2 separate regions of the Homo sapiens genome follow, and region 2 is linked to region 1. A link is a contact called in ENCODE Hi-C or POLR2A ChIA-PET data. All regions are on one chromosome and are shown on one strand. Each heading gives the region's core, a stretch centred on a gene start or an enhancer-like site at or near the end of the contact. The rest is flanking DNA. Distances are from core to core; before and after follow the strand shown. Region 1 overlaps PHC2 (polyhomeotic homolog 2). Region 2 holds the start of PHC2-AS1 (PHC2 antisense RNA 1).

Region 1 (4,561 bases), core at 884-3,383:
GAGTGAATCAGTTAGTCTATTTTTGTCACATCACGTCAGAATCTGTTCACAAGCAAAAAGAATAACATATTTAAATCATCAACCAATAAGAAAATAGTTTGAATTGTATGAATTTATTTGCACTAGTTTGCTTCAAATGGAGCTGCACTAGTTTGCTTCACATGGATGTATGTTCTTTCTCCTGACTAGACAGTAAGCTCTTGAAGATTAGATACCCTTTCTGTTTTTAGTAGTTTTTTTGTTTTGTTTTTGTTTGTTTTTGTTTTGAGATGAAGTCTCGCTCTGTCACCCAGGCTGGAGTGCAGTGGGACGATCTCGGCTCACTGCAACCTCCGCCTCCCAGATTCAAGCGATTCTCTTGCCTCTGCTTCCTGAGTAGCTGGGACTACAGGCATGTGCCACCATAACCGGCTAATTTTTTTGTTTGTTTTTTTAGTAGAGACGGGGTTTCACCATGTTGGCCAGGCTGGTCTCGAACTCCTAACCTTGTGATCTGCCTGCCTCGGCCCCCCAAAGTGCTGGGATTACAGGCATGAGCCACCGCGCCTGGCCTGTTTTTAGTAGGTTTTAAGTATATCTCTCATCCTTTCTCTAGGACCTGGGACAAAAAGATAAAATGCCAGTCTTCTTGACTTCCTTGTTACCATCCCAGGGCTTGAGAGCCCCAGGAGAGAACCAGACTCTCAGGAATTCATCTCTTTCCCCATCTCCCACCTACTTGTTGTAGACCACTAGTTGAATACTGAGAACAATGAGAACTACTTTACATGAAGTTTGAGAACTTAATCAGAGTGCAAGAATATACAAGTAAGTAAATACAAATACAGAGTTTGATACTGTTCAATCATGAGTAGCTTAGAAGTCAAATTTTCTCATATACTCACTGCTGAAAGACATATAAATTGGGGTATATTTAAAAAATATACATCTAGAGCCATAGTATTTTACATAGGTTTTAACCCAGTAATTCCATGTTTATTAATTTATCTTTAAAATAATCCCAGGGGTTCACAAAGATTCAGCTACCTGAGTGGTCATTACAAGAGGGGAAATTGAAGATTTAAAATCCCATTGGTAAGGATTAGTAATTGTACTTTCATATAATAGAATATCATATTTAAGGACACAAAAAGGTTCATAGTAAGGTGATAAAATCAGTTTAAGAAAGAGTGTGTAACAAGATCTTTTTTTAAATAAGAAAATGTATGCACTCATAAATTTAAAAAACTAGAAGGATATAAAACAAAACATTAACAGCATTACTTCGGGGTGCTAGGATAACAGGTTTTTTCTTGACTATGCTTATTCCTCTCCCCCAAATCTTCTATAATGAAAATATATACTTTTGTAATAAAAATAACATTCATTATTAAAAAATAAACTAGAGTTCCCATATCTAATAGGCCACCTCAGACCAGCCCTTTCCAGGCCCAATCTATCTATCACTGGTTGGCAGAGAAGTCCACATTCTTCCAATTCTATAGTCTGTCCCACTTGGTCCATACATAGGTTTTTAGCCACCAGAAGAGTAACATTCATCCATCATTGGATAGGTGTCTCATAATATATATTTGGTGAACTGAACTGATTGCAGAGAGACAGAAATTTATTCACATAATGCTAACAGAATGTCACATACTTAAAACGTGATAGTTTTCTACCATTTTAAACTATCCTTATAGGCATTATATTATCTCTCACACTCAAACTAAATAAAAATATTTTGAAGAATACCCAAAGGGGAAACTATTACTATAATGACCTCATGTATTTTCTCTGGAAGGTCTGTTTGTTGAATATTTAGTAGTTTTGTATAGTGCCGGTCAATAAGGCTTAATTGCCTCTGCTGCTGAATTGCTTGTCACATGGAGAGAATCAAACCTGCCCCCACTCCTTTATGGAAAAAATGAATGCCTGGAATGAGCTGGAATTTCCAGGAAAAACATACCAGTTCAATTTGTATTAATCCCTGTGGGATTACTGCACTGATGTCATTTTTAATATGCCTTACTCTTCCCCTCTGGTTGGCATGATCCATCATCTCTTTCCTCAGCTGGCTTTGCTGCTTTTCCTTGGAGAGCAGATTGTCTTTGTGAATGACTCTCTCAGGGAGCATGTGCAGGAGAAGCCAGAGCCTCACTCCATGGGAACGTAACAGACAGAGCTAAAGAATGGGCTAAGAACAGCCGCTGAATGGAACAGGTCATGCTGCTTCTCGAAGCTGAAAAGGCCAATCCTGTAAAAGAGTTGATGAGAGCACCTAATCGGGTTTGACCCCACAGCCTGTGTGTATGCAGAAAGGACTGGGAAATGTAGCTTTGCAAATGAGAAGGGTAGCGATATTCCAGGGCTGCTATCCAGACACACTTACTCACTCATCTGCTTGATTCAATTTTATTTGTACAAAGGGTTTGTTGAGGCAATGGGCAGACTAAGCCTTTAGGGATCAAGGGCTATGCAAATAAAACCTTAATGGAAGATTAAATCAGCTGATGTCCTCCTCAGTGCTATTTCCATTTGTAGGACTGGAACTGGCATTGGGGGAATGAATCATTTTTACTACATTTAAGCATTGATTTTAAAATACCTTCTTTACAAAAATAGTAGCCATTATAATTAAACAGGACTGGAAATACTCAGTAACAAACAACAAAAACCTTCCTTTATATAAAGAGAACAAACATCATATTATGGTCACAGTTAAATAGCAAGCATGATAAATCAAGGCACTAACTATGGGGGTCCTTGTTTTGTTTATCACCCAATGAAGAACCAAGTCTTTCTTCACCTGGAGACTTCCATTTATTATGATTACTAGTGCAAAATAATTTCTAAATATGGAATGAATTACATTTCGATAATTATATGTCTTATTTAGCCAGCCAGCTTCATTACCCAATATATTCATTTCTTTAAAAAGGAAGTTCTCAAAAGAATTAAAATTATTTTTCTGTGAATTATGGGAGAAATAAATAATCTGAAAGCTAGTATAAATATGATATTCTCCTTGTACTGGTTTATATTTCACTAAAATATACTTAAATCACTAATCAAGAAATCTCAATATAATCATTTGTTCTCTCCCAGAAGAAATATTGCTGTTGATTATTATATCATTAACATTTAGTCTTTAAATTGAGAGACAACTAGAGAATAAACCTAGAGATTCTAAACTACCTTAAGATACTGCTAGTTCCCCAAAAATGCACAGAGAAACATACTGGAACATCTCTGTTTTTTGTTGTTGTTGTTGTTGTTGTTATATTAAGGCAAAGTTTAACATAAAAAAATCTAGCAATGTAAATCAGCATATTAATAAAGAAAGTGATCATATGATCATCTTTTAGTTTTATTTTTTTATTTTTTTGAGACGGAGTCTTGCTCTGTCACCAGGCTGGAGTGCAGTGGCATGATCTCGGCTCACTGTGACTTCTGCCTTCTGGGTTCCAGCAATTCCCCTGCCTCAGCCTCCCGAGTAGCTGGGACTAGAGGTGCGCGCCACCACGCCCAGCTAATTTTTTGTATTTTAGGAGAGGTGGGGTTTCACCATGTTGGCCAGGATGGTCTCCATCTCCTGTCCTCATGATCTGCCTGCCTCGGCCTCCCAAAGTGCTGGGATTACAGGCATGAGCCATTCGCACCGGGCCTGATCATCTTTATAGACAAAGGAAAATCATTTGACAAAATTCAATACTCAACCATCATAACAATTCACAACAAACCAGGATAGAAGAAAACTTCCTCAATCTCTTAAAGGATATCTAACAAAAACCTACAGCTAACATCATATTTATTAAGGGAAAGATTGAATGCTTTCCCCCTAAGATTGAGAATGGCCATTCAATTGTCTATTCAATATCATACTGGAGGTACTAGGAAGTGCAATAAGGCAGGTAAAAAAAGGTTTAAAGATTAGAAAGGAAGAAGTAAAACTGTATTTGCAAACAACATAATTGTGTTTGTAAAAAATCCTAAGGAATCCACAAAAAATCTGCTAGAACTAAAGTAAATTGATCGAGGTCACAAGATACATTAACACAGACAGGTTAAGTAACTCGACCAGGGTTACAATTATAATTAGTAACTGGAAGAGCCAGAATTCTAGTTAGATTGGCCCTGGAGCCTTTCTCTTAACTATTAATTATATGATAACTTAAAAATCAAAGTGTTACTGTACAAATACACACACACGTGCGTGCGCGTGCATTCAAACACTAAACATCACTTTTCCTTTTCTATTCAATTACCACCAGCTTTACCCTAAACTTTGGTGAAGAGGAATAAATAAACAATACCTGAATCTTGAATCCTCATTCTGTATATAGAAAGCATGATCACTGATTGCCCTAATAAAACCAAAGTTATAGATTTAATCCTTGCACAGGCCAGCACATTTCACACTGAAAAAACCCCTCACTAATACAGTGCCAGATATATGTACCCTATCTAGCCCCTACCCTAATAAGTGGCAAATTCTCAAGTTCGGTGCAACTTATCTCTAATACTAGAAAACAAAACTTGAAAGAGTATTGATGATGCATCAGGAGCATAAATCTTGTAA
Region 2 (4,299 bases), core at 421-2,920, 60 kb before region 1:
AAACACGGGAGATATCCGAGGGGAAGGCTGTCATTGATTTGTAAGGGAAGAAAAAGATGAAAAGAGTGTGTTCCGTACACAGCACATGAAGGTACATATCGTAGGTATGGAGTAGGAAGGAAAGGAAAGTTGTTCAGAACCGAAAGTATGTGGGTGAGATCAGTTCAGGTTATGGAAGACGGGTGGGTGGGCAGTAGCAGGGCACTGACTGGTATCCGACACGGGGCCCAGGGCTTAGTTCAGATGGTAGCGTCGCCACTGGTTTGCAACCTGACCTTGGGCCAATTATTTCCCTGTCTGTGGACTTCAGTTTAAATACAGAATCTCACAAATCCCGATTTTAATGTAAAGAAGCAACAAATATAGTCTACCTTCATTTGGCATAGGAAGGAGAGAAAACGCTCTTCTAAAAATGGAAGAAAAGACACAGAACAGCTTGTCCCTTTCCATCCAATTAAAAACCTCGTGAGACTGAACTAGATTAAAAACAAAACTCTCCAGCGAAGCCGCAGGCGCCTCCAAGATAGGGAGTCCACCACCAATAAAGTACGGCAGATGCCAGCAGTCTCGTCCCCGAACGCACCGTCCGTCCCAGGGAAGTCGCAGCGGCGGGGAGGCCGGTCCTAGGTTGGGGCTGGGGTGGGGTGTGCGGGGCCTGGGGACGCGGAAGCTGCGGCGCGCCGAGGTGACACGGCTTCCAGGGGCGACGGGCGCGCAGGGTCCCCAGGCGAGCGAGGCTGGGGAGCAGGGCACCTCCCAGGCGCCGCGCGGACGAGAGCCGCGACTGGCACGGCCTGGCAGCCGCGTAGGCCCGGGCCGTTAGGGGCACCGAGGGCGGTGCCCGACTTCCAGTGCGGCGAGCGCGGCCCCCGGCCTCCCTACTGGCGAGAACCCCTCCCCCGCCCCGGCACTGACCTGTCCAGGGCCCGGCTGGGCCTGGCCGGGCGGGGCCTACGCAGCCCCTCGGCCGGGCGCCGACTCGCGCGGGGTCCCGGGCCCGGGCGGGCCGCCTCCTCTCCGCCGGGAGCCTCCGAGCCGGGGCCCGGGGCTGCCGCGGCGCATCCGACCGCACCGGCCTGGCCGGCGTCAACAAAGGGCGGCCGGGGCGCGAGGCCGGGACGGGGGCGCGAGGCCGGGGCGGGAGCGCGGGCGGCGGCCGGGGTTGCGCGCGCGCGCGCGGCGGGCGCTCGAGGGCTGCAGCCGCCGCGGAGACAATGCGGCGAGTCTGGGACGGCTCCCGCGGCCGCCTCCGCCGGGGGCGGGGCGAGGGAGCGGGGCGGGGAGGGGCGGGGCCGCGGGAGGGGCGGGGCGGACACGGGCCGCGCGCTTCCTTTGTGCGGCGAGCCCCGCCTCGCGCCCTCCGGAAGGCGGGTTAGGGACGCCCGGGGCTCAGCTTAGGGAGGCGGGCGCCACGCCACGAGGAGGCTGCCCTGATAGCCGGTGCAAGTGCTCCTTGGCGGGGCGGCCCGCGACTCCCGCCTTGGACCGTTCACTCCCTGAGGGGCCTGGGGGTCAGTCAGAAGACTAACGACCACCAGTCACCGAGAGCTCAGTTCGTGCCAAACCCTGCTCGCGCTGTCCCCGACTTATTGTTCACAACGACCCTACAAGTCATTCTCCTTCCCACTGGGAACCGAGGATCAGAGGGAAGTCATGGCCCGAGTGCCCCGGTCACACCTCCGTGAGCGGCCTCGGGCTCGCGGTTGAGGCTGATTGAGGAAGTGGGTTCAGGCGGCCCGCCGTGCCTGGCACACGGTCAGAGTCCCGTAAGTGTTGGTTATCTTCCCCAAGCGCACCGGGTGAACCTGCGCTGTCGTGGCGAAGCATACTCATTCAGCACGCGCGCGAGGGGCTGCGGGGGTACAGAGACGTGCAGCGTGACACAGTCCCCACCCTCAGGAGCGCGAGGCGCAGGAAGGTGCTGGACACACGCCAGGCACTTCTCTCCATTCTTGACTTCCCTCTGTTCCCAACATGGTCCCATTTTCTTGCCTTCCTTAGTATTCATATTCGTTGCCTGCCTTTCTTCTCCCCCCACCCCTTTCCACTCTCAGGCCTCATCCCATCTTCTTTGTTTACATTTATTTTACATTCCCCGAATATTTACTTAGCTCCCTTTCTCCTCTATTTTTCAAATTTTCAACCCCCCTTTTCATTAATATTCATATTTCCTTCTCCTCTGCCTCTGCATTTCTTACACTTATATTTTGTTTTATAAACTAGGGTAACACAGGATTGTATCCTCAACTCCTGTTCCCTAACATGCCCACACTTTCCTGCCTCCCTCTCTTAAGTTCCACCAGTTCTTCCTGGAATGCTCTTTCCTCAACTTTGCATGTCCAGGTCCTACCTATCCTTCAAGGTCCAGACTCAAGAACAGCAGTTGGCAAACTTTTTCTGCCAGGGACCAGAGAGTAAATATTTTAGACTTTGTAGGTCACACGGTCTGTGGCAACAACTCATCTCTGCTGTTGCCGCAGGAAAGCAACCACAGACAATATGTACGTGAAGGAGTGTGGTTGTGTTCCAATAGAACTTTATTTATGGGCACTAGAATTGGAATTTCAGATAATTTTCATGTATCATGAAATAGAATTCTTTTGATTTTTTCAAAAAAAAATTTAAAATGTAGAAATCATTATTAGCTTGCGAGCTGTACGAACACTGGCAATGTGATGGTTTTGGCCATTGGGCTGTAGTTTGTCAACCTCTGCTCTAGAACAATGCCTCGTCCTCCCTGAAATCTATCCTGAACATCTCTAGTTGGCAGTAACTTTTCCTGTTTTGTAGCTTTTAAATGACTTACCTCAAATCCATCTATGGCATTTATCGCATTTTACTTTCTATTGTAATTTTTTTCCTGTGCATTTTTCATCGTTTCAAGTAGACCTTCAGCTCTTGAGGTGGGGTACAGACCGTGTTTCTCAGTGTGCTACCTCCCTTCCCACAGTGCTTTGCACAGAGCAGGCATTCACACATACACAGAATGGGCCGGGCGCAGTGGCTCACACCTGTAATCCCAGCACTTGGGAGGCCGAGGCGGGCAGATCACCTGAGGTCAGGAGTTTGAGACCAGCCTGGCTAACATGGCGAAACCCTGTCTCTACTAAAAGTACAAAAATTAGCTGGGCATGGTGGTGTGCACCTGTAATCCCAGCTACTCGGGAGGCTGAGGCAGGAGAGTCACTTGAACCCGGGAGGTGTAGATTGCAGTGAGCTGAGATCACACCACTGCACTCCAGCCTGGGCGACAGAGTAAGAATGCATCTCAAAAAAAAAAAAAAAAAAAAAGACATACACAGAATGGATATTTAAGTCTTGGGTGGTTGACAGTTGTTTCCACTGTGTAAAGCTTACTTCTCTCATGAGATAGGACCTCAAGAGGAGGATGCTTGTTTGTATATCACCATGATTAGATTTCAGAAAGAAAATTTTGAGAGCTTTATGGAGGAGAAAGGCAAATGTCAGTTCATTTAGGGGTTTCTGGATTACAAACACTTGAGCAAAAAATGTTGATTACCACTGTTGCGGAGACAGGGCATGAGTACTCAGTGGGGTCCCATATGGTACTTCTATTAGCAAATTGGTAAAAGGCAAATAAAACATGCTATATAATTTACAGGTGGCAAAGTTAAGCAGAGGTGTTAGTATAATGAATAGCAGAATTCAGATAGAAAAGATTCCTGCCCCACCACTTGTTTTTTTCTATGCCTCAGTGGTCTTACCTTTAAAATGAGGATGATAAAAGTTGCTACCTCAGAGGGTTATTGTCAGGATTAAATGAGGAAATATGTGTAGTCTAGCAGAGAGGGCTCAGTAAATATTAACTATTAATCATTACTGTTTTCTTGCTAGGCTGGAACTATGGGCTGAATTTACAAGGTAACACTTAACAGATGTAAGCAATTATATTTTGGTTCAAACTATAAATTATACAAGTTTGAGACTAGGGAGAGCTGGCATGACAGCAGTTCCAGGTAAGACGAAACCTCAGAAACAAAAATGAAACCCAGCTCTCTGGAATTCAGGTGACAGTGCTCTGTGAACAACAGTGTCATTCCTATAGGGTGGGAGAGTTCACGGGGGCCATTCGTGCACCATCCTGATGAAGGAAGGTGAGCGAGTGACTACCGTAGGAGTCAGAGTCATGGCGCTGCCCTTTCAGAGCCGCGGGACCTGGAGCCCCTCAGCCTTTGTTTCTGCCTCTGAATAATGGGGCGATTCTACTTATGTCCTAGGGCTGTCGTGAGTGAGTAAAGGACTTGGAACAGTACTCAGCATATACTAAGTGTTCAACAA

Evidence for each region. A loop is a pair of places that touch in the nucleus more often than their neighbours do. ChIA-PET counts read pairs that join two places held with the same protein, here RNA polymerase II (POLR2A). Pooled maps may share reads with other maps.
Region 2: a map of aorta shows a loop between it and region 1 (2.0-fold over the local background). The contact joins the promoter of PHC2-AS1 here to the enhancer-like site in region 1. A Hi-C loop is called at or near these places in 2 of 168 maps with a recorded cell type or tissue (aorta and ascending aorta) and 5 of 50 pooled maps. POLR2A ChIA-PET finds 5 or more read pairs at or near these places in 7 of 52 experiments (A673, AG04450, Caco-2 and 4 more).

The regions. Positions count from the first base shown.
Region 1 is chr1:33,408,213-33,412,773 of GRCh38, forward strand. The region is part of intron 1 of PHC2 (polyhomeotic homolog 2); the gene reads right to left. Among named protein-coding and RNA genes, the nearest start is that of PHC2, 21 kb to the right of the region's middle. Within about 2 kb of position 2,134, at least 2 of the 41 ENCODE cell types and tissues checked have a DNase peak (open chromatin) inside an H3K27ac peak, as active enhancers do; they include ascending aorta, where a contact is called at or near this core.
Region 2 is chr1:33,348,682-33,352,980 of GRCh38, forward strand. It overlaps PHC2-AS1 (PHC2 antisense RNA 1), which reads left to right and starts at 1,671. Exons shown (of 3, transcript NR_125978.1): 1 at 1,671-1,766. All of the region lies in intron 9 of PHC2 (polyhomeotic homolog 2), which reads right to left. RefSeq lists an enhancer at 475-1,404 and a silencer at 860-1,379.